2 separate regions of the Mus musculus genome follow, and region 2 is linked to region 1. Evidence: chromatin loops called from intact Hi-C (ENCODE). Cell type or tissue: gastrocnemius. All regions are shown on one strand. Each heading gives the region's core, and the rest is flanking DNA. Links, peaks and the distances in the headings are about the cores only.

Region 1 (11,152 bases), core at 1,125-9,124:
CCTTTTTCACACCCCTACTGTTTTCTGCCCCCTTAAGATGCCTTTCCTTCCCACACAGTCCCCACATATTCTTTTATAACACAATGATTTCATGGCCCTTTCTTTTCTACTTTCCCTCTTTCTAGATCATTTCCTTGTCCCCCCATATAGTACTCTCCTTCCTTTAATGTCATATGCATATTTCTAATTAAATTTTTTCCTTCATACATGCTACATTGAATTTTTATCCTTTTGTCATTTCTTTATTTTCCAATGTAGTCATTTTTTTGTTTCAGTTTTAGTTTGGTATTTTTGAGTTTTTGGAGTTGTTGTTATTTGAAGTATGTATAGATTGAGGTATATGTGTGCTTTGTTTTCTACAATTTTTCCAATATCTATCATAGTGCCTAGTCATAATTATAAGTCGGGGTGTAGAGACATAAAACTTTAATCTCAACACTTAAGATGTAGATGAAGGAGGATTAGAAGTTCAAAGCTAGATTTGGCTATAAGAGATGCTATGTTAAAGACAAAACAAAGCAAAAAATGAAAAAAAAAGAAGAAAGAAAGAAAGAAAGAAAGAAAGAAAGAAAGGAAGATAGAAAGAAAGAAAGAAAGAAAGAGAGAGAGAGAGAAAGAGAGAGAGAAGGAGAGAAAGAGAGAAAGAAGGAAAGAAAGAAAGAAAGAAAGAAAGAAAGAAAGAAAGAAAGAAAGAAAGAAAGAAAGAAAGAAAGAGAAGCAAGCAAAAAAAAAGTTTAGTGGACTCTGGATTCAGTCATTAAAAACACTGTTTTTTCCCTGTCCTTTTACTCTAATATTTTGAATTTTATACAAGAATTGCTGAAATACTGTGAAGTCATATTTGGTCTTTCCATCAGTGTTGGGTTCACTATCCCTGTGATAGGAATATACAATGTGGACACTCTGGAAAACACTTGGTTTTCAGCAGCTTTACCCCTTGAATTAGACACAAAGATGAATATTCTGAAATTTTCTAATTTGAACTATCTTGACAGAGTGTGCAGACATTGGGAGGACCGTGCCTACATCTTCAGCTTCTTGGAATTTGTAAGTATGGCAGCCCCGTTCTTCACACAAGAGAAAGATAGAAGTTATTTCTGGGACAACAGCTTGACTGGACATTTACATTATCATAATCAAGGATTTGCCAAACATTTGAAGTCATGACCTTTCTAATTGGCCTCTGGCTGTGTGGTTGATTCTCATTTACTTTAATTCCCAACCTTTCCTGTTACACAAATACCAGGTTGTGGCAGCTTCTGATTGGTGTGCTCTACATATATAGTCCTTGAAGTGGAACCCTGGTGTCAAGAGTCTTCCTTGTCTCCTAGTATTGGAGCTTGATCTTGTGTGTTTCCTGCTCTTCTATTTGTCACCATGAAGTTCCTGACACTCCTTGTGTTGCTTGGTGTTTCCACTATCCTAGTCTCTTGCCGTAAGTAAAGATTTTTACTTTAACTTAAAATGGGGTCCATAATACATGATACTTAGTGAAACATGAATTTATGGATACCTACATGCTGTTATTTCCTGTCCTCTTACCTAGTACCTGGTTCTATCTCAATTTTTAAACTTAACAGTTTTTTTTCTTTTTTAATAATTTATTTATTCACTTTACATCCTGATCACATTTATCTTTATCATTGTTTGTCTGTGTGTCTGTGTGTCTGTGTGTGTGTCTGCCATGTGGTGTCAGGGTCTCAAACATATTGTCATTCATGTGAGGAGGTTAGAGACAGGAATCAGTTCTCTCCTTCAGCTATGGGATCAGCTCATATCACCCAGCTTATAAGAGAAGAGCTTTTACTTACTGAGCCATCTTGCTGGTACTCACCTCCATTTTGACACATCATTATAAGTAGCTAGGTTGACTCCACCGGGGTTCCTAATTCAGTCCAGTTTTTCCTCTATTCTGAACATGGCACTGAAATGCTTTGTTAGTGTCAATAAGTTACATTTGAGAATGTGACTAAAGACTTATTTCAGGGAAGCAAAACTGACCTCATGTTAGATGTCAAAGGTTTTCTTTATCTGTGCATGTGCTTCCCTCAATCTGTCTACTTAATTGTACATGTCTGTAGTAGTGTTCATATTCTCGATCTCATCAAAATGTTACTTAAGTTCTTCTGTCTTATTTTGCTTATTTTTCTTCAGAGGACGCAGAGACAAACAGTGCTGACACTTCTGAAACTGGTGAGCCTGAGTCTGAGTAACTTTCATTACCTTCCTACCATAACCATTTTCCCTTCACAGCCTCTTGGTAACCAAAGTGTTTTGGATATTTTGAGATGTGAGGAAATTTTAGTAAAATCCATGGAAAGATTCAATCCTAATTAAAAATTATTTTTAATAAATGACAACATTTTATTCCTCATATAAAGATAATTAAGCCTCTGACGTGGACTAAGAGGAACTCTAGGCATTTATTGTTCTTATATAGTATATAAATGTCATGAAGTCTGATACTGTAGCTTAACTTTTATGTGTGAGTACACAGAAGGTCTTCCACACATTAAAGGAAGGACTGATTAAATAAATTTTGTGTATAAAAGAGAGCAAGTGTCACTGGAACAGACAGCAAATTCCTGAAATCACTATGGACTGAGGGCCTGGGAACATATGCCAGGTTGGGTTGAGGCAGAAGCAGAGGCCTGTGCTTTACATAGGTGTGTTAGTCTCAAAATGATGTTTGTTTTCCTTCTTGGAACTGGCAGTGGAGGCTGTTGCCTAGGAAGTTTCTTTGTGAATTTTAGGCAATGGTGCCTGTAACTAGCTTGGGTTTTATTTTTGTGTCCATGCCTGTCACAAAGTGCTTGCTTGTGTCTTGGGTCAGTGTCATTGCCCAAGGAAATTATAAGGTCATGAAAGATAAAGCAATAACATATGTGATAGATTAAATATTTGATAGAATTAGTGAATTCAGAATAAAGAATGAATGTATAATTCTGGGTGGAACCAATGACATTCCAAAGAAGAGTCAGTATCTCACTTGGAGGGTTTCCTTCTAATTTCAGCTGATTCTACTGGTGGAAATACTAGCTCTGAAACTCAGGCAGATAGTACTAATGAAAACCAAGATGCTGAGTCCTCTAATTTAGCCAAGGAAGAAAATGAGAGCACTGAGAATACCAACACTGCTAATGAGGCCTCTGAGGAGGACAAAAAGGGAGAGACAGATGATAACATTACCAGGGAAGACACCTCCACTCAGAAAGAAGAGGATGATACCTCTAATCAGACCAAAGTGGGTGACACCTCCATTCAGAAGGAAGAGGATGATACCTCCAATAACATAGAAGGGGATAATACCTCTAATCAGAACAATGTGAATGATACCTCCAATGAGAAACAAGAGGATAATACCTCTCATAAAAAAGAAGGCAATGACAAGACTGAACAGAAAAAAGAAGATGGCAAAAAAAATTTAATATTATTGGAAAAATGAAAGGTAAAAATCATTTCATCTAATTCTGTTCTTTATGGAACTCTTTGAATCCTTAAGTTCCCCATGGCCACAGTAAACTGTACTTTCGTGAGGAAGTAAGGAGAGGAAGAAGAAGATACCCTTCTTTTATTCCTCTTTTCTAAGTTCATCACATTGTTTATATATAAGCACCAGAAGGATCAGAAGTTGACAAGAGTATGTTATCAATTTTAGCTGCATCAATCTTGCAATATTAGATCTGTTAAAGACAATGTAAATACAGCAGAAATCATTGAAAGTGTAAAGTGTCTCCATGTAGCATGGCAACTGCATGGCTTTTCTTTTTCTTAAATAAAAGTCTATGTTTTCTTTGGAGACTATTCTAAAAATTGAAATAGAAAATGGTTTTGTGATGAGGTCTTCCATGGATGACTGTTAAAACATAAATCAGGAGACTTCTAAAAGTTTAAAAGTTTATTCCGTATGAGGGTTTTTTTTCCTAGCCCTTCAACTTTAAAGAAATACCAATTATATTATACTATATTATATTTTATGCATATGTCAGGCATCATGTTATAAAATTCACATTTCTGATGTGATTCAGATCTCTAGAAAATTAGTCCAGGTAATATATACTGTAAAAATGAAAGAATGGGAGGCTTCAACTGAGCAGCTTTTCTCTGAGAGAAAGGGCAGTGATGGAGGATGGTGTTTGCCTCAGAGGACAAGGTGCTGAGGAACCTTGTCCAGGTATTGCTTCTCTTTCATATCTGGACTGTTGTTTATCATCTTGCTTGGTGATCTGTGCTGGCAGATGCTGAGTGAGTATATGGCCACAGTTTCTTTACCAGAGAAGCGGGATTCCTTGTGTACAAATAGAAGAAAAATTAATGCTAATTATCATCATTTAAAACTCTGTAAAATGTCTGGCTTAATGGCTCCATTGTAGTCTAAATATCCAAATACTGAAGATGGGAAATAAAATTTGGTTGGTTTATTTATTTTTGAGACAGTGCTTCATTACATAGTCCAGACTAGCCATGAATCCTTGGCCTTCCTGCCAGTAATTCCTGAAGGTAACAAACTTGGGCCTTTGCCACCAAATCTGTGACTTTTATCTTTGACGGATGAAAATTTCATGTGTTTTGTGTTGTTATTGTTATTGTTGTTGTTGTTTTTGCTTCTACCAAACATAATAGAGTTGTTAGTCCTCGTTCAGGTTAAAACAAAAAAATGAAATCTCAAAAATCCTCCTTATTTTTTTCTTTCTCTTACAGAAATGAAAAAGAAGATGAATGTAATGATATTGAATAACATTCATGGTAGATGAGTTTGCATCTTCTACTACTGACCTTTCTGACACAGACTAGAACATCCTTGATTTGATTTCCTCCAGTTATTTACCCTGACTATTTGCTCTCTCTCTCATTGCTAACTTTTATCAAATAAATGGTAATCATGAGCAGCATCAAAATGATTTTGGTTTTTTTGTATGGACTGATGTTGAATGTGTAGGCAAAACCATGGAGATGCAAACTATTCCCAGGTCCTCCCTTGAGCTCTTTTTAATAACTGGGCTATGGTTATCTGAAAGATTACTGAGTTCATTCCATAACATAAACACAGAATTGAAAGTCTGAGAAAGACTTTAAATAATATCTATATATTTAAATAAGACATAAATATTAGGCATAACACTAGAGCTTTTAATATTAATATACTATTTTTCAGTATTAATATACTAACCAATTGGTTTAAGTGTTCAGTTTCATTCTTCTAAATTTTCTTGAATTATTAATATTATTACTATTTTATCTGAAGTGATTTAGAGGTGACAGTGATGAAATAACATCCTGAATCTGCTACTGGCCTGACACAGGCAACCAGACTCTGAAGGTCTTAGGACTGAACTTGTCATTAAGGTAGCAAATGAATTCTGGAGTTTGACCAAAGGATAACACACTAGCATCAGATGGGATCCCTCAGTGACAGTGATTAAATGAGACAAAACGTTAAGAGTCCCTCAGCATTTTTTTTTTTTTGTGCACCAAACAAGTTTAATATATGACATAAAGCATTCCCTCTCTCAGCTAAAGAGTAAGCACTGCTCTATCACCAATTACAAATTTTGTTTCTTAGGATTCTGTCTTTTTAGATAAGATTCATTAAAATTTGAGATATTACCATTTTACTCTCCCCCAAAGCATCAAATCCACAGAAATGTCCTGATTCCCTGATAACTTACCCTGTTTTCTGACTCAAGACCAAATGCTATGTTAATATTTTCACAAAGGCAGCGCCACTCCCTGGTATTTCTACTATTGTGCTATGTCCTTGATTGACTAATGTGATAAAATTTCCTAGATTTTTCAGTTATAACTAAACTTGAGATAGTCATCATGGCAAGTTTTGAAACAAACTGCCAAGTTAGAATGGGTGGTTAATGTGACTGTTACTTGGCCCCTTATTTGTTTCACTGACTTGACTAGAAACCTAATCATCATTTGTCATAGGTATGCAGGTAGTAGTCTAGGGGATTACTGAGTTCATTCCATGATATAAAAATAGGATTGAAAGTCTGGGAAAAACAGAAGACACAAAAAAGGCAAAGGTAACAGATTAATTGTCAACAGCTCCCATCTGTATGGGTGGGGCTATAAAGCAGACTTCTGGTAAACAGACTCTGGGTTGGGTGTTTTATTGTGTGTCTTTGTTTTTCCCTATTTCCTGTTGGATCTGTTTTGATACATGTACCCATTCCTTCTCACTATTCTCTTCACAGCGTCTTCTGGGAATAAGAAGCTAACATCTTAGAGAGCCTGCCTTCTCTTTGCTTGTTTACCAATGTCCCTCTAACTTTCTATCAAATGAGTCTGTGGACCATTTTTCAGGAACACTGTCTGCAGCTTTGAAGGCTTTGTATTTAATTTTGACTTTCTGATCAGAACTCATCAATTAGTCATATTCCTTAGCCACTATAGTGTACTCAGTTGGTTGATGCACCTTAAGGAGATATTTGATTATTAAAACTACGACTTTTGGGTCTGGAGAGATGGTACTTGTTATTCTTGCAGTCAGCCTGGGTTTGGTTTCTGTGATTCATACAATGGTCTACAAACATCTATAACTCCAGTTCCAAAATCCTTTTCTGGCCCCGGCAGACATGTGTGACATGTATGCATTTGCAGACAAACACTCATACATATAAAATAAAAATAATCCTTTAAAAAGATTGTGTTGGGTACTTTAGAGCCTGGATTTCAGTTTCAGTGAAATTGAAGCTGTGTTGACTATCTTATGAGTAGGCCAAGAGCAAGAGTTCACAAGTCTACAAGCATAAATAAGGCCAGGACCAGATGACCTTATTGCTGGATTTTACCAAAGCTTTAGAAACCTGGGGTAATACTACTTAATTATTCAAAGTTTAATGAGAGATGATCTCTCAAAACTCATTCTAGAAATCCAAGGTTACCCCTTTTACCTGAACTAGACAAGGACATGACAGTAAAAATGAAAAAGGAAAGTTTAGATGTTAATGATCATCGACTCAAAAGTACAGAGCAAATGAAGTACCATCAAACAGATCAGTCATGATGATACAGTTGGGTTTATCCCAGAGATATCAGTTATAACTAGGAAATGAACAGAATAAAAATAGAAGCATGCTAGTCATTTCAGTATATAATGCAAAAGTATTTAATAAAATTTAATATCCATATCCCTTCATGATAAAAGCCCTAAACAAATTATATCTAGAATAAAACAACCCATTGACAACCACTGATTATTCCAAGGTAGCAAAACAAACAAATGAACAAACAAACAAACAAACAACAAAATGTTGGAGAAAAGATCAATTCAGTAAATGGTAAACCTGGATGTGAACATAAAAAGGCAAAGGGCAATTTTCAAGACAGAGCTACACAATGAGACCATGCCTCAAAAAAAAATTAATTCGATAAATAGAAGCTGGGTGGTGGTGGCACATGCCTTTAATCCCAGCACTTGGGAGGCAGAGGCAGGAAGATTTCTGAGTGCAAGGACAGCCTGGTGTCCAATGTGATTTCCAGGACAGCCTAGGCTATACAGAGAAACCCTGTCTCGAAAAACCAAAAAAAAATAAATAGATGATAGATAGATAGATAGATAGATAGATAGATAGATAGATAGATAGATAGAAGATAGATAGATAGACAGACAGACAAACAGACATACAGAACCCCATTTTCAAGCACTGGCCACATAATATATATGCTAAAACTATCTAGTGCATTTTGTAGCTGTCCAGAAGCCTCAGTGAACTGGGTACCTGAAAGGGAGTCTGGGAATGAAAAAGGAGAGAAAGATGAAGCTAAGACAAAGGTTTCTGATTAAGGCTCAAAGTTTAATTTTCAGCTCTGTGCTTATATAGGCAAACTCCACAGACCTATCCCTTTGTTTCAGCTGGATTAAGTTGCAAAGCAAGCTCAGCAGGCAGTCATCTCCTCCAGGCTCTGGTAGGGAAATGCAAATGCACTGACTTCAGTCAAATTGTAAAACCATCATAGTTTACTTAGCTTATTGAAGGCTGGGGAAAAGGAACAGCATTTCACAGATCCTGACCAACCTATTTCATCCTTAACTCCAGGTCTAGCCCCTGGTAAGTATCCTAAAGTACCATACACTTGTTCTACCCCAGACCTAGTTCAGGCTGTGTGTCATGTGCATTCTTGACAGTCCATAACGTCCCCAAGAACCGAAAAGGTAATAGAAGCAATAAAGAAAACACGAACTGAGGCAACTCTGGTGTGGTGCTTTGAATATTCTTGGCCCAGGGAGTGGCCTTGTTAGAGTAGGTGTGTCATTCTGGGCATGGGCTTTATGACTCTCATCCTACTTGCCTGGAAGCCAGTCTACTCTTGTTTGTCTTCAGAACAAGATGTTGAACTCTCAGCTTCTCTTAAGCTATGACTGCCTGGATACTGCTATGCTCCCAACTTGATAATGGATTGAACCTCTGAACCTGTAAGCTAGCCCCAAATAAATGTTGTCCTTTAGAAGTGTTACCTGTCATGGTGTCTCTTTCCAGCAACAGGAACTAACCAAGCCAATTCAGTGAGCAGTGGGCAGAAGTGAGGCTTGAAAAGAAAAACACAATTAGACAAATATTATAACATGACTCCAGTCAGTGCTGAGGTTGAAGTGGGTTTATTTTTTCCCAGAAGCTTTTATACCTTTCTAGGTACTTGCAGAGAACAGGGTTAGTTCTTAGATCAAAGACAAAGTAAATAAACAAGGCAAAGAACAAAGAGATCACACCAGGTAGTAGTCAAACCAAGGAATAAACAAGTCCCTGGAGTCACTGGGTCTGGGGGCTTATCAGGATTACCAAGACAAAAGGGAAGTCTTGATACTTGCATTAGCCTAAATGTGAATATTCTTACCTGAGCCTACTTCCTCCTCTGAGCCCAGTGACAAGAACTCACCAAATTTCTATAAGCAGCCCCAAGAACTCGACATGAGGAGTCCTGACAAAGACACAGAAACATGCTCATACACACACATTTAAACAAACACATATGTTGCACACACAAACATAATAAGAAATGCAAGAATGGAGTTGTAGACAGATATCTGCTTTGGCATATGCCATTCCCTGCTTTAGAAAGCAGGATCTAGTGTTATAGCATCAGAGGAAGATCATGGTCTTTCCACATTTCCAGCGCTTGTGATGTACTCACAGAACTCCTCAAAGTGCCAGATGGTCAGAATGCATAGACAAAGTTTCTTCATGATAACTTGGGTATTTTACGTGTGATTCTTGGGCTTTGTAGCATTAGAGACATACAGGAGTTGCCAATGAGTTGCCAAAGGCCTGCTTCCTTTTGAGATTTTTAGATCCTATACACCTAAAATGATCCCATTGGGCAGCAAATTGCTTCCTGTGTTGCTCTGACACTTTCCTGTCCACCATCTAACATAATCTGAGATTTAAAGACAATTTATGGAAAACGTAGAGAGTTCAGATTGTCCATAGCCATTGGATTGGGAGAAAGAAAGAAACAAATGGGAAGGGGAGGGTAAAAGGGGGAGGGCAAGACCTGATGCCTTTCTTTAAGTTCTGTCACTTACCAGAAGCATAGAATTCTTGCTAGGCCTTGTAACTCAGTGTAATATATTCATAGCCTTGCATTCTTAGTGTGAGGACAGTGGAGGAAGTCTTTAGCCCTACTGGTTTTATTCAGTCAGTCACCCCTTGGTATATGCAGAAGATGAGTCAATAATCCACAGAGGGATGCCAACATCTAGAAATGCTCATAATCTTTATATAAACATGGTGTAGCATCTGATTAGGATCTGTAAATATCTGCCCATACTTTAAATCACCTGTAGATTACTTGCAACAGCTAGTGCAACATAAATGGTATAGCAATAGTATTATTCAACACTGTTGATCAAAAATATAAAATATCTATATATATCACCTATTTTGGAGGATATTGATAATCTGTTAGATGAATTCTCAGACTCTAAACTACAATTATAGATGGCTAGCCATATTTTGAAAATATTTTTGAAATATCTTTTTTGTATATGTATATGTCTGTCTATATGTATATAGACAGTGTATACTTCGGCCTTAACAATTCAGAAGAGTGTATCAAATACACGGGAACTGAAGTTACAGAATGTTGTGAGCATCATATGTATTCAGGGAACTGAGTTTGGGTCCTCTGAAAAAGGAGACATACCTCTTAAATGCTGGGCCACCCCAGCTGTACTTACTTTTAATACATAATAAATAGACCTGGCCCCATTTCCCCTGGAGAAATGTAGCTTCTGCATTAATATATGTCAGGTTCTAGAAACTTCTGCATCTGTGATGACTCATGACTGAGGTTTCTTCATGCTGGTGATTGCTGTTCTGTTTGTGCTTGATTATTTTCATCGTTCCCTGTTGTCTAAGGGTTTTGTCACCGTGAAGAGATACCATGAGCAAGACAACTCTTATAAAGGCAAACATTTAATTGGGGCTTGCTTACAGTTTCAGAGGTTCAGTCCATCATCACCAGGGTGGGAAGCATGGCATTATGCAGACAGACTTGTTCATGGAGAAAGAGCTGAGAGCCCTACATCTTGATCCAAGGGCAGCCAGAAGGGGGGAGGGGTTCTTCTGCACTGGCCAGGTCTTGAGCTTAGGACTTTAAAGTCCACCCCACAGTGACACACTTCCTCAAACAAGTCCACACCTCCTAACAGTGCCACTTTCCATGGACCAAGCATATTCAAACCACCACATTACACTCTCTAGCCCCCACAGGTTTGTTCAAACATTTGAGTCTATAGAGGCTATATATAATAGCCATATATAAATAAATAGCCATATGTATATATATATACATATATAGCCATATATATATATATCTATATATAATAGCCATAGCATAATGCAAAACATGTTTAGTCTAACTTCAAAAGTTCCCATAGTCTATCATAGTTTGTTGGGAGCTATTAAGACAACTCTATTGTCTTGATCTCTGAATTGGGCCTATCCCCCCAAGAAGAAAAGGGGGTCAAAAGCGGGCCACCGATGCAACGTTCTAAGAACAACCACAGAATGTTCCAGCCCTAAGTCAGCGCCAGATGTCCTGACCACAAGATGTACCCTGATACTACCAAGTTCCTGCTTCCCCGTGTAGTTGCCAAAAGAAAATTTTCCGCTGCCCCATCCCTCCTGATGAGAAGTGC
Region 2 (11,152 bases), core at 1,264-9,263, 150 kb before region 1:
GAGAGAAAGGGAATTTATCTTGATGGAAGGAGATCTGGAGGGAACTGGGAGGAGTAGAGGGAGGAGAACTGTAATCATGATAGAAAAGAATCTATTTTTCAATAAAGGAGAAAAAAATCTCTGTGATTTCATTTTAGTGAATAAGAGTGACCAAGATTAATGAAACAAGACAGCTCATGATGGTGCAGATGTAGGATAAGAGGAGCACTCGTCCATTCTAAGGAGCAAAAACTCACCCAGTGACTTTGGAAATCAGTATGTGATTCCTCAGGAAGCACATGTGTGTCTTCTGTTTTTTCCTTGTTATTGCTTTTCCTCTGTTTACTTGTTTACTTTGTGTTATTCTGGTTTTTATGTTTTCTTATTGGCCTGTTTGTTTTCTAAAGACAGAGAGAAAGAAGATAAGAAGTTGGATATATGGGGAAGTGGAGAAGATCTAGGAGGAAATGAAGGAGGGGAAACCACAATCAGAATATACCATATGAAAATAAATATATTCTATAAAAAAGTTTTGCTGCATAGAGTACTCTGGGTTGGCAGTCATTTCTTTTCAAAAATTGGAATACATAATTCTACATTCTAGCTTTTAGAGTTTCTGTTTAAACAATCTCATGGCTTTTAATATATATATGGCTTGGTGTTTTTATTGTGCAGCTTCATTATTTCTTCTTTGTTCCTTACACCTACTGTTTTAACTATAGCATGGTTTGAGTGGAGACTTTTTCCTGATCTTGTCTGCTTGATGGCCTAAATGTCTCCTAAATCTGATGTCGTTTCTTTCTCTACATTTTGAAAATTTTATGCTTTGATTTTATGTATCATTTGTGTATGTAGCCTAAACTGATTCTCCTGCTACCCTCATGATTATACAATTTTAAGCTTTGTGTCCCACAGATCCCAATTGTGCTGTTCATACTTTCTTATTATTTTAAAATTCAACATGATTTTCTTCCTTTTAATTATTAATATATTATTTTTTATTGGGTATTTATTTCATTTACATTTCCAATGCTATCCCAAAAGTCTCCCACACGCTCCCCCACCCACTCCCCCACCCACCCACTCCCACTTCTTGGCCCTGTTGTTCCCCTGTACTGAGGCATATAAAGTTTGCACGACCAATGGGCCTCTCTTTCCACTGATGGCCGACTAGGCCATCTTCTGATTCATATGCAGCTAGAGACACGAGCTCCAGGGCGGGGTGGGGGGGGTACTGGTTAGTTCATATTGCTGTTCCACCTATAGGATTGCGGATCCCTTTAGCTCCTTGGGTACTTTCTCTAGCAACTCCATTGGGGGCCCTGTGATCCATCCAATAGCTGACTGTGAGCATCCACTTCTGTGTTTGCTAGGCCCCGGAATAGTCTCACAAGAGACAGCTATTTTTTTAAAGGTAAATATAAAAGAAAAGCTAATTAATATTTTTTCTTTGATAGAATGGATTTTAATTCATTCCTTCCCTCTGCTGTTTTAAATAATAAACTGCACTGACTGGGGCTGTGCAGCTTAGCTCTAGCTCAAACCTGTAAAACCAGAGTTTTGAGTGTGCAATGTTGAAATGATTTCAATTGAATTGTCTTTGGTTTGAGTTTCTGTTTAGTTAAATAAGGTGTAAAACTTCCTTTTCCCCAGACTTTAGCACAAAATATTGCTTTAGGGAAATGTTCACCCATTATTATTTTAAAAAGTGGGGGATGGCCGGGCGGTGGTGACACACGCCTTTAATCCAAGCACTTGGGAGGCAGAGGCAGGTGGATTTCTGAGTTCAAGGCCAGCCTGGTCTACAGAGTGAGTTCCAGGACAGCCAAGGCTACACAGAGAAACCCTGTCTCAAAAAAAAAAAAAAAAAAAAGTGGGGGATGGTCATCCATCCCCTGCTTGGGTTTCTAAACCTAAAGAAGGAATGTTAACATCATACATGATATTTAGGCTGGAAATGTTCATCCTACCACAGTGAAAGCTATGCCAGCATCTGCTCCTGTAGTCTCCACAGGCCAGGTCAGTTTGCATGTGGCTGTGACATAGCTCTGCCTTCACTGCACTCAGGTCACCACTGTGCTTCCTATTTTGCATCATTATTCCTTCTTACAGCTTCAGGCTGCACATTACATTTCAGCCTCTCCTCCTCATAGTGATTTTCCCTGCTTACTGTGATCCCAGCTGCTGTCATGCCTCCAAAGCCTGTTTCATCTCTCCAGCCTGTGGTTCCTGCAGCATTTGTGTGCTGCTGAGCAGAGTGGAGTGGGAAGGGAGAGAAGGGAGAGGAACTGAAGCACCTCTTGGTAGTTTCCACAGACATTGCTCAAGATGCATGGATTGTTGACATTACTGCCTGCTGCTTTTCAGAGATTCCCTTTATCATCAGTGATTATCTCCTGTAGGAAGAAAAACTACTGTTCTTAATCCTGTTTTCTTTCATAGATCACAATAGGGCACAATCTGCCATCTCACTCAGAAGTCAACATGTGCTTTTTTCCTTTCTCACACCCCTACTGTTTTCTGCCCCCTAAAGATGCCTTTCCTTCCCACACAGTCCCCACATATGCTTTTATAACACAATGATTTCATGGCCCTTTCTTTTCTACTTTCCCTCTTTCTAGATCATTTCCTTGTCCCCCCATATAGTACTCTCCTTCCTTTAATGTCATATGCATATTTGTAATGAAATTTTTTCCTTCATACATGCTACAATGAATTTTTATCCTTTTGCTATTTCTTTATTTTCCAATGTAGTCGGTTTTTTGTTTCAGTTTTAGCTTGGTATTTTTGAGTTTTTGCAGTTGTTGTTATTTGAAGTATGTATAGATTGAGGTATATGTGTGCTTTGTTTTCTACAATTTTTCCAATATCTATCATAGTGCCTAGTCATAATTATAAGTCTGGGTGTGGTGACATAAACCTTTAATCTCAACACTTAAGATGTAGATGCAGGAGGATCAGAAGTTCAAAGCTAGCTTTGGCTATGAGAAATGTTAAGTTATAGACAAAACAAAGCAAAAACTGAAAAAAAATAAAAGAAGAAAGAGAAGAAAGAAAAGAAAGAGAAACAACCAACCAACCAAACAAACAAACAAAAATGTTTAGTGGACTCAGTGGATGCAGTAATTAAAAACGCTATTTTTTCCCTGTCCTTTGTCTCTAATACTTTGAATTTTATACAAGAATTGCTGAAATACTGTGAAGTCACATTTGGTCTTTCCATCAGTGTTGGGTTCACTTTCCCTGTGATAGGATGGCCCTTACTGAATATACACTGTGGACACTCTGGAAAACACTTGGTTTTCAGCAGCTTTACCCCTTGAATTAGACACAAATCTGAGTATTCTGAAAGTTTCTAATTTGAACTATCTTGAAAGGAGAGTACAGACATTGGTAGGACCATGCCTACATCACAGCTTCTTGGAGTTTATAAGTATGGCAGCCCCGTGCCTCACACAAGAGAAAGACAGAAGTTATTTACTGGACAACAGCTTGACTGAACACTTACATTATCAGAATTAAGGATTTGCCAAACATTTGAAGTCATGACCTTTCTAAATGGCCTCTGGCTGTGTGGTTGATTCTCATTTACTTCACTTCCCAACCTTTCCTGTTACACACCTACCAGGTTGTGGCAGCTTCTGATTGGTGTGCTCTACCTATATAGTCCTTGATGTGGAACCCTGGTGTCAAGAGTCTTCCTTGTCTCCTGGTATTGGAGCTTGATCTTGTGTGTTTCCTGCTCTTCTACTTGTCACCATGAAGTTCCTGGCACTCCTTGTGTTGCTTGGTGTTTCCACTATCCTAGTCTCTTGCCGTAAGTAAAGATTTTTACTTTAACTTAAAATGGGGTCCATAATACATGAAAATACTTACTCAGTGAAACATGAATTTATGGATTCTTACATGCTGCTATTTCCTGTCCTCTTATCTAGTACCTGGTACTATCTCATTTTTTAAACTTAAACAGTTTTTTTTTTCTTTTTTGGTAATTTATTTATTCACTTTACATCCTGTTCACATTTATCTTTATCATTGTCTGTGTGTGTGTGTGTGTGTGTGTGTGTGTGTGTGTGTGTGTATCTGCCATATGGTGTCAGGGTCTCAAACATATTGTTATGCATGTGAGGAGGTTAGAGACAGGAGTCAGTTCTCTCCTTCAACTATGGGATCAGCTCATATCACCCAGCTAGTAAGAGAAGAGCTTTTACCTACTGAGCCATCTTGCTGGTACTCACCTCCATTTTGACACATCATTGTAGGTAGGTAGGCTCCACCGGGGTTCCTAATTCAGTCCAGTTTTTCCTCTATTCTGAACATGGCACTGAAATGCTTTTTTAATGTCAATAAGTTACATTTGAGAATGTGACTAAAGACTTATTTCAGGAAAGCAAAACTGACCACATGTTAGATGTCAAAGGTTTTCTTTATCTGTTCATGTGCTTCCCTCAATCTGTCTACTTAGTTGCACATGTCTCTATTAGTGTTCATCTTCTCGATCTCATCAAAACGTTACTTAAGTTCTTCTGTCTTATTTTGCTTATTTTTCTTCAGAGGACCCGGAGACAAACAGTACTGAAACTTCTGGAACTGGTGAGTCTGAGTACCATTCATTACCTTCCTACCATAACCATTTTCCCTTCACAGCCTCTTGGTAACCAATATCATTTGGATACTATGATATGTGAGGAAATTTTAGTAAAATGATGGAAAGCTTCAATCTTGATTATAAAATTATTTTTAATGTAATGATAACATTTTATTCCTCATATAAAGATAATTAAACCTCTGACATGGACTAAGAGGAACTCTAGGCATTCATTGTTCTTATGTAGTAGATAAAAGGTCATGAAGTCTGATACTGTAGCTTTAATTTTATATGTGAGTGCACAGAAGGTCTTCCACAAATTAAAGGAAGGATTGATTTTATAACTCATGTGTATAAAAGAGAGCAATTAACACTGGAACAGACAGCAAATTCCTAAAAGTGCTATGGACTGAGTGCCTGGGAACATATGCCAGGGTGGGTTGAGGCAGAAGCAGAGGCCTGTGCTTTACATAGGTGTGTTAGTCTCAGAATCATGTTTGATTTTCTTCTTGGAACTGGTACTGGAGGCTGTTGCCTAGGAAGTTTTTTTGTGAATTTTGGACAATAGTGTCTGTAACTAGCTTGGGCTTTATTTTTATGTTCATGCCTGTCACAAAGTGCTTGCTTATGTCTTGGTCAGTGTCATTGCCCAAGAAAATAGTAAGGTCATGAAAGATAAAGCAATAACATATGTGACAGACTAAATATTTGATAGAATTAGTGAATTCAGAATAAAGAATGAATGTATAATTCTGGGTGGGACCAATAACATTCCAAAAAAGTGTCAGTATCTCACTGGAGATTTTCCTTCTAATTTCAGCTGATTCTGCTGGTGAAAATACTGGCTCTGAAACTCAGGCAGATAGTACTGATCAAAATCAAGAAGTTGATTCCTCTGATTCAGTCGAAGAAGAAAATGTGAACACTGATGATACCAACACTGCTAATGAGGCCTCTGAGGAAGACAACAAGGAAGAGTTAAATGATAACAGTACCGGGGATAATACCTCTGATCAGAACAGTGGCGTTGACAACACTGAAACGGAAGACGAGTCCAATGCAAAAACTAAACTTGAAAACATGAAAACCGGTAAAAAAACATTTCATCTAATTTTGTTCTTTATGGAATTCTTCGAATCCTTAGGTTCCCCATGGCTACAGTGAACTGTACTTTCATGAGGAAGTAGGGGAGGGTAAGGAGAGGGAGAAGAAGAGACCCTTTTTTCCCCCTCTTTTCTAAGTTCATCATATTGTTTATATTTAAGCACCAGAAGGATCAGAAGTTGACAAGAGTATGTTATCAATCAATTTTATCATCAATTTTAGCTGCATCTATCTTGCAATATTAGATCTGTTAGAGACAATGTAAATACAGCAGAAATTATTGAAAGTGTAAAGTGTCTCCAGGTAGCATGGCAACTGCATGGCTTTTCTTTTTCTTAAATAAAAAGTCATGTTTTCTTTGGAGACTATTCTAAAAATTGAAATAGAAAATGGCTTTGTGATGAGGTCTTCCATGGATGGCTGTTAAAACATAAATCAGGAGACATCTTAAAGTTTAAAAATTTATTTAGCATGAGGGTTTTTTTTTCCTAGCCCTTCAACTTTAAAGTAATACCAATTATATTATACTATATCATGTTTTATGCATATGTCAGGCATCATGTTATAAAATTCACATTTCTGATCTGATTCAGATCTCTAGAAAATTAGTCCAGGTAATATATATTTTAAAAATGAAAGAATGGGAGGCTTCAACTGAGCAGCTTTTCTCTGAGAGATAGGGCAGTGATGGAGGATGGCGCTTGCCCTCAGAGGACAAAGTGCTGAGGAACCTTCTCCAGGTATTGCTTCTCTTTCATATCTGGACTGTTGTTTATCATTGTGCTTGGTGATCTGTGCTGGCAAATGCTGAGTGAGTATATGGCCATAGTTTCTTTACCAGAGAAGCTGGATTCCTTGTGCACTAAAAGAAGGAAAATTAATGCTAACCACCCTCCTTTATAACTCTGTAAAAGTCCGGCTTAATGGCTCCATTGTAGACTATATATCCAAATAGTGTAGATGGGAAATAAAAATTGGTTGGTTTATTTATTTTTGAGACAGTGCTTCACTATGTAGTCCAGACTAGCCATGAATTCTTGGCCTTCCTGCCAGTAATTCCTGAAGGTAATGAACTTGGGCCTCTGCCACCAAATCTGTGACTTTTAACTTTGAGAGATGAAAATTTCATGTGTTTTTGTTGTTGTTGTTGTTGTGGCTTCTATCAAACATAAAAGAGTTGGTAGTCCTCGTTCAGGTTAAAACAAAAAAATGAAATCTCAAAAAATCCTTGTTACTTTTTCTTTCTCTTACAGTTATTAAAAGTGGGGTTGAAAAACTAAAGAATTTCTTACAACGTGGATGAGTTTGCATCTTCTACTACTGATCTTTCTGAAACAGACTAGCACATTCTTGATTTGATTTCCTCCAGTTATTTATCCTGACTATTCTCCCTCTCTCTCATTGCTAACTTTTATCTTTTATCAAATAAATTGTAATCATGAGCAGCATCAAAATGCTTTTGTTTTTTTTTTTGTTTGTTTGTTTTTTGTTTTTGTATGGACTGATGTTGAATGTGTAGGCAAAAACCATGGAGATGCAAAATATTCTCAGGTAGTACCTCAGTCTCTTTTTAAAAATTGGGCTATAGTTTTATCTTAAAGATTACTGAGTTCATTCCATGATATAAACACAGAATTGAAAGTCTGAGAAAGACTTTAAATAATAACTATATCTATAAATAAGATATAAATATTAGGCATATCACTAGAGGCCTGAGCTTTTAATATTAACATACTATTTTCAATATTAATATACTAACTAAGTGGTTTAAGTGTTCAGTTTCATTCATGTATTTGCAGACAAACACTCATACATATAAAATAAAAATAATCCTTTAAAAAGATTATGTTGGGTACTTTAGAGCCTGGATTTCAGTTTCAGTGAAATTGAAGGTGTGTTGATTATCTTATGAGTAGGCAAAGAGCAAGAGTTCACAAGTCTACAAGCATAAATAAGGCTAGGGCCTGATGACCTTACTCCTGGATTTTACAAAACCTTTACAAACTTGGGGTAATACTACTTAATTATTCAAAGTTTAATGAGAGATGATCTCTCAAAACTCATTCTAGAAAGCCAAGGTTACCCCCTTTACCCAAACTAGACAAGGACATGACAGTAAAAACGAAAAAGGAAAGTTTAGTTGTTAATGATCATCGATTCAAAAGTACAGAGCAAATGAAGTACCATCAAATAGATCAGTCATGATGATACAGTTGGGTTTATCCCAGAGATATCAGTTATAACTAGGAAATGAACAGAATAAAAATAGAAGCATGCTAGTCATTTCAGTATATAATTCAAAAGTATTTAATAAAATTTAATATCCATTTCCCTTCATGATAAAAGCCCTAAACAAATTATATCTAGAAGGCAGGTATTTCAACTGAAATCCCATTACACTTATTCAATATATTACCATAACTCTTATCTAGAAGACTTAGATAAGATAAAGAAATGATAGGGATATATAAGTAAGGGAGGAAGTATGATAACTTGCTTGCAAATGATATGATTCTTCAAAGAGAAACATCTAAAAATTCTAACAAAAGTTCCTTGGATCTGATCATTTAATTCAGTTAAATACCAGGATGCATATTCATACAGAAACCAGTAAGTTTTACCACATTAAGAGTGGATTTGTCAGAGAGAGATGCTGGAGAGATTGCTCTTTGATTAAGAACACTGGTTGCTCTTCCAGAGGTCCTGAGTTCAATTCCCTGCAACAACAGGGTGGCTCACATACATCTGAAATGGGATCTGATGCCCTCTTACAGTGTGTCTGAAGACATCCCTAGTGTACTTATATAATAAATAAACCTTTGGGGGGAAAAAGAGTGGATTTGTCCAGAATTAAATCTCAAAAGCAGTCTCATTTCTAATATCTAAAGCTGTACCTATAAATATACTCAGTTAGGAAGTGAAATACCAATATAGTGGAAATTCTAAAACACTACCAAATCATTTGAAGACATGTTAAAAATATAAATATTGCCCATTTCCTGGGTTGTTAAAATTGGGATTGTTAAAATATTATTATTATCCAGAATAACTCAAATGAAAAATAATCATCAAAATATTAATAATTCTCTTCAGAGGACTAGAATTTATTATCAAAGGATACTGAATAGCTCAAACTGTCTTGAAACACACTAGCAAAGCCAAAAGCAGGAAGAGACCTGTTCTTAAGCTACAGAGTCATAGTAAACTAACACTGTAGTATGTGTATAGAAACAGACAGGCTAGTGTTCCCAGAGTTACCAGAATAAAGCAACCCATTGACAACTATTGATTTATTCCAAGGTAGCAAAACAAACAAATGAACAAACAAACAAACAACAAAATGTTGGAGAAAAGATCAATTCAGTAACTGGGAAACCTGGAAGTGAACATAAAAAGGCAAAGGCCAATTTTCAAGACAGACAGAGCTATACAATGAGACCATGTCTCAAAACATAAATTAATTAGATAAATAGATAGAAACTGAGCAGTGGTGGCACATACCTTTAATCCCAGGACTTGCAAGGCAGAAGTAGGCAGATTTCTGATTTTGAGGACAGCCTGGTGTAAAAAGTGAGTTCCAGGACAGCCAGGGCTATACAGAGAAACCCTGTCTCAAAAAACCAAAAAAAAAAAAAAAAAAAAAAAAAAAAAAAAAAAAAAAGATAGATAGATAGATAGACAAACAGACATACAGAACCCCATTTTCAAACACTGGCCACATAATGTATATGCTAAAACTATCTAGTGCATTTTGTAGCTGTCCAGAAGCCTCAGTGAACTGGGTACCTGAAAGGGAGTCTGGGAATGAAAAAGGAGAGAAAGATGAAGCTAAGACAAAGGTTTCTGATTAAGGCTCAAAGTTTAATTTTCAGCTCTGTATTTATATTGGCAAAACCCAAGAAATGCAAATGCACTGACTTCAGGCAAGTTGTAAAACCTTCAGAGTTTACTTAGCTTATTCAAGGCTGGGGAAAGGGCACAGCATTTCACAGATGCTGACCCACCTAATTAATCCTTAACTCCAGGCCTAGCCCCTGGTAAGTATCCTAAAGTACCATACACTTGTTCTACCCCAGTGCCCCAGACCTAGTTCAGGCTGTGCATCCTTGACAGCCCATAACATCCCCAAGACCTGAAAAGGTAATAGAAGCAATAAAGAAAACACAAGTTGAGGCAATTCTTGTGTGGTGCTTTGAATATTCTTGGCCCAGGGAGTGGCCTTGTTAGAGTAGGTGTGTCATTCTGGGCATGGGCTTTATGACTCTCATCCTAGTTGCCTGGAAGCTAGTCTACTCTTGTTTGTCTTCAGAACAAGATGTTGAACCCTCAACTTCTATGCTATGACTGTATGGATACTGCTATGCTCCCAACTTGATAATGGATTGAACCTCTGAACCTGTAAGCTAGCCCCAAATAAATGTTGTCCTTTAGAAGTGTTACTTGTCATGGTGTCTCTGCCCAGCAATGGGAACTTACCAAGCCAATTCAATGAGCAGTGGGCAGAAGTGAGGATTGAAAAGAAAACCACAATTAGACAAATATTATAACATGACTCCAGTCAGTGCTGAGGTTGAAGTGGGTTTATTTTTTCCCCAGAAGCCTTTATACCTTTCTAGGCACTTGCAGAGAACAGGGTTAGTTCTTAGATCAAAGACAAAGTAAGTAAACAAGGCAAAGAACAAAGAGATCACTCCAGGTAGAAGTCAAACCAAGGAATAAACAAGTCCCTGGAGTCACTCAGTCTGGGGGCTTATCAGGATTACCAAGACAAAAGGGAAGTCACACATTCTTTGGGGTTGTTCACCTTGATCCTTATATTAGCTCAAGTGTGAGTATTCTTATCTGAACCTACTTCTTCCTCTGAGCCCACTGACCAGAACACACTAAATTTCTATAGCAGCACCAAAAGCTGAACATTAGGAGCCCTGTCAAAGACACACAAACATACTCATCACACACATTCAAACAGGCACACATGTTGCTCACACAAACATAATAAGAACTGCAAGAATGGAGTTGTAGATAGATGTCATCTCTGGCATATGCTATTCCCTGGTTTAGAAAGCAGGATCTAGTGGTATAGCATCAGAGGAAGATCAGGGTCTTTCCACATCTCTAGCCCTTCTGATGAACTCACAGAACTCCTCAAAGTGCCAGATGGTCAGGATGCATAGAGAAAAAGTTTCTTCATGATAACTTGGGCATTTCATGTGTGATTCTTGGGTTTTGTGGCATTAGAGACAGAGAGGAATTGCCAATGAGTTGCAAAAGGCCTGCTTTCTTTTGAGATTCTTAGATCCTATACACCTAAAATAATCCCATTGGACTGCAAATTGCTTCCTGTGTTGCTCTGACACTTTCCTGTCCATTGTCTAACATAATCTGAGATTTAAAGACAATTTATGGAAAATGTAGAGAGTTCAGATTGTCCATAGCCATTGGATTGGGAGAAAGAAAGAAACAAATGGGAAGGGGAGGGTA

The links. Hi-C counts contacts between places; a loop is a spot of excess contacts. Peaks named below come from ENCODE experiments on the same cell type or tissue, not always from the same donor. Only the 100,000 strongest peaks of a DNase experiment are listed, where the experiment ranks them.
Region 2: it touches region 1 in a loop (4-fold over the local background); 18 of 42 quality-filtered maps call a loop at or near these places.

The regions. Positions count from the first base shown.
Region 1 is chr15:103,745,665-103,756,816 of GRCm38, reverse strand. It overlaps the pseudogene Mucl1. Among named protein-coding and RNA genes, the nearest start is that of Mucl2, 150 kb to the left of the region's middle. In gastrocnemius, for the core only: no CTCF peak of the experiment used is centred there; no DNase peak of the experiment used is centred there.
Region 2 is chr15:103,891,828-103,902,979 of GRCm38, reverse strand. Mucl2 (mucin-like 2) reads left to right here and starts at 3,668. Exons shown (of 4, transcript NM_009267.2): 1 at 3,668-3,796; 2 at 4,534-4,572; 3 at 5,388-5,657; 4 at 6,925-7,125. The coding sequence starts at 3,739. The coding sequence ends at 6,974. In gastrocnemius, for the core only: no CTCF peak of the experiment used is centred there; no DNase peak of the experiment used is centred there.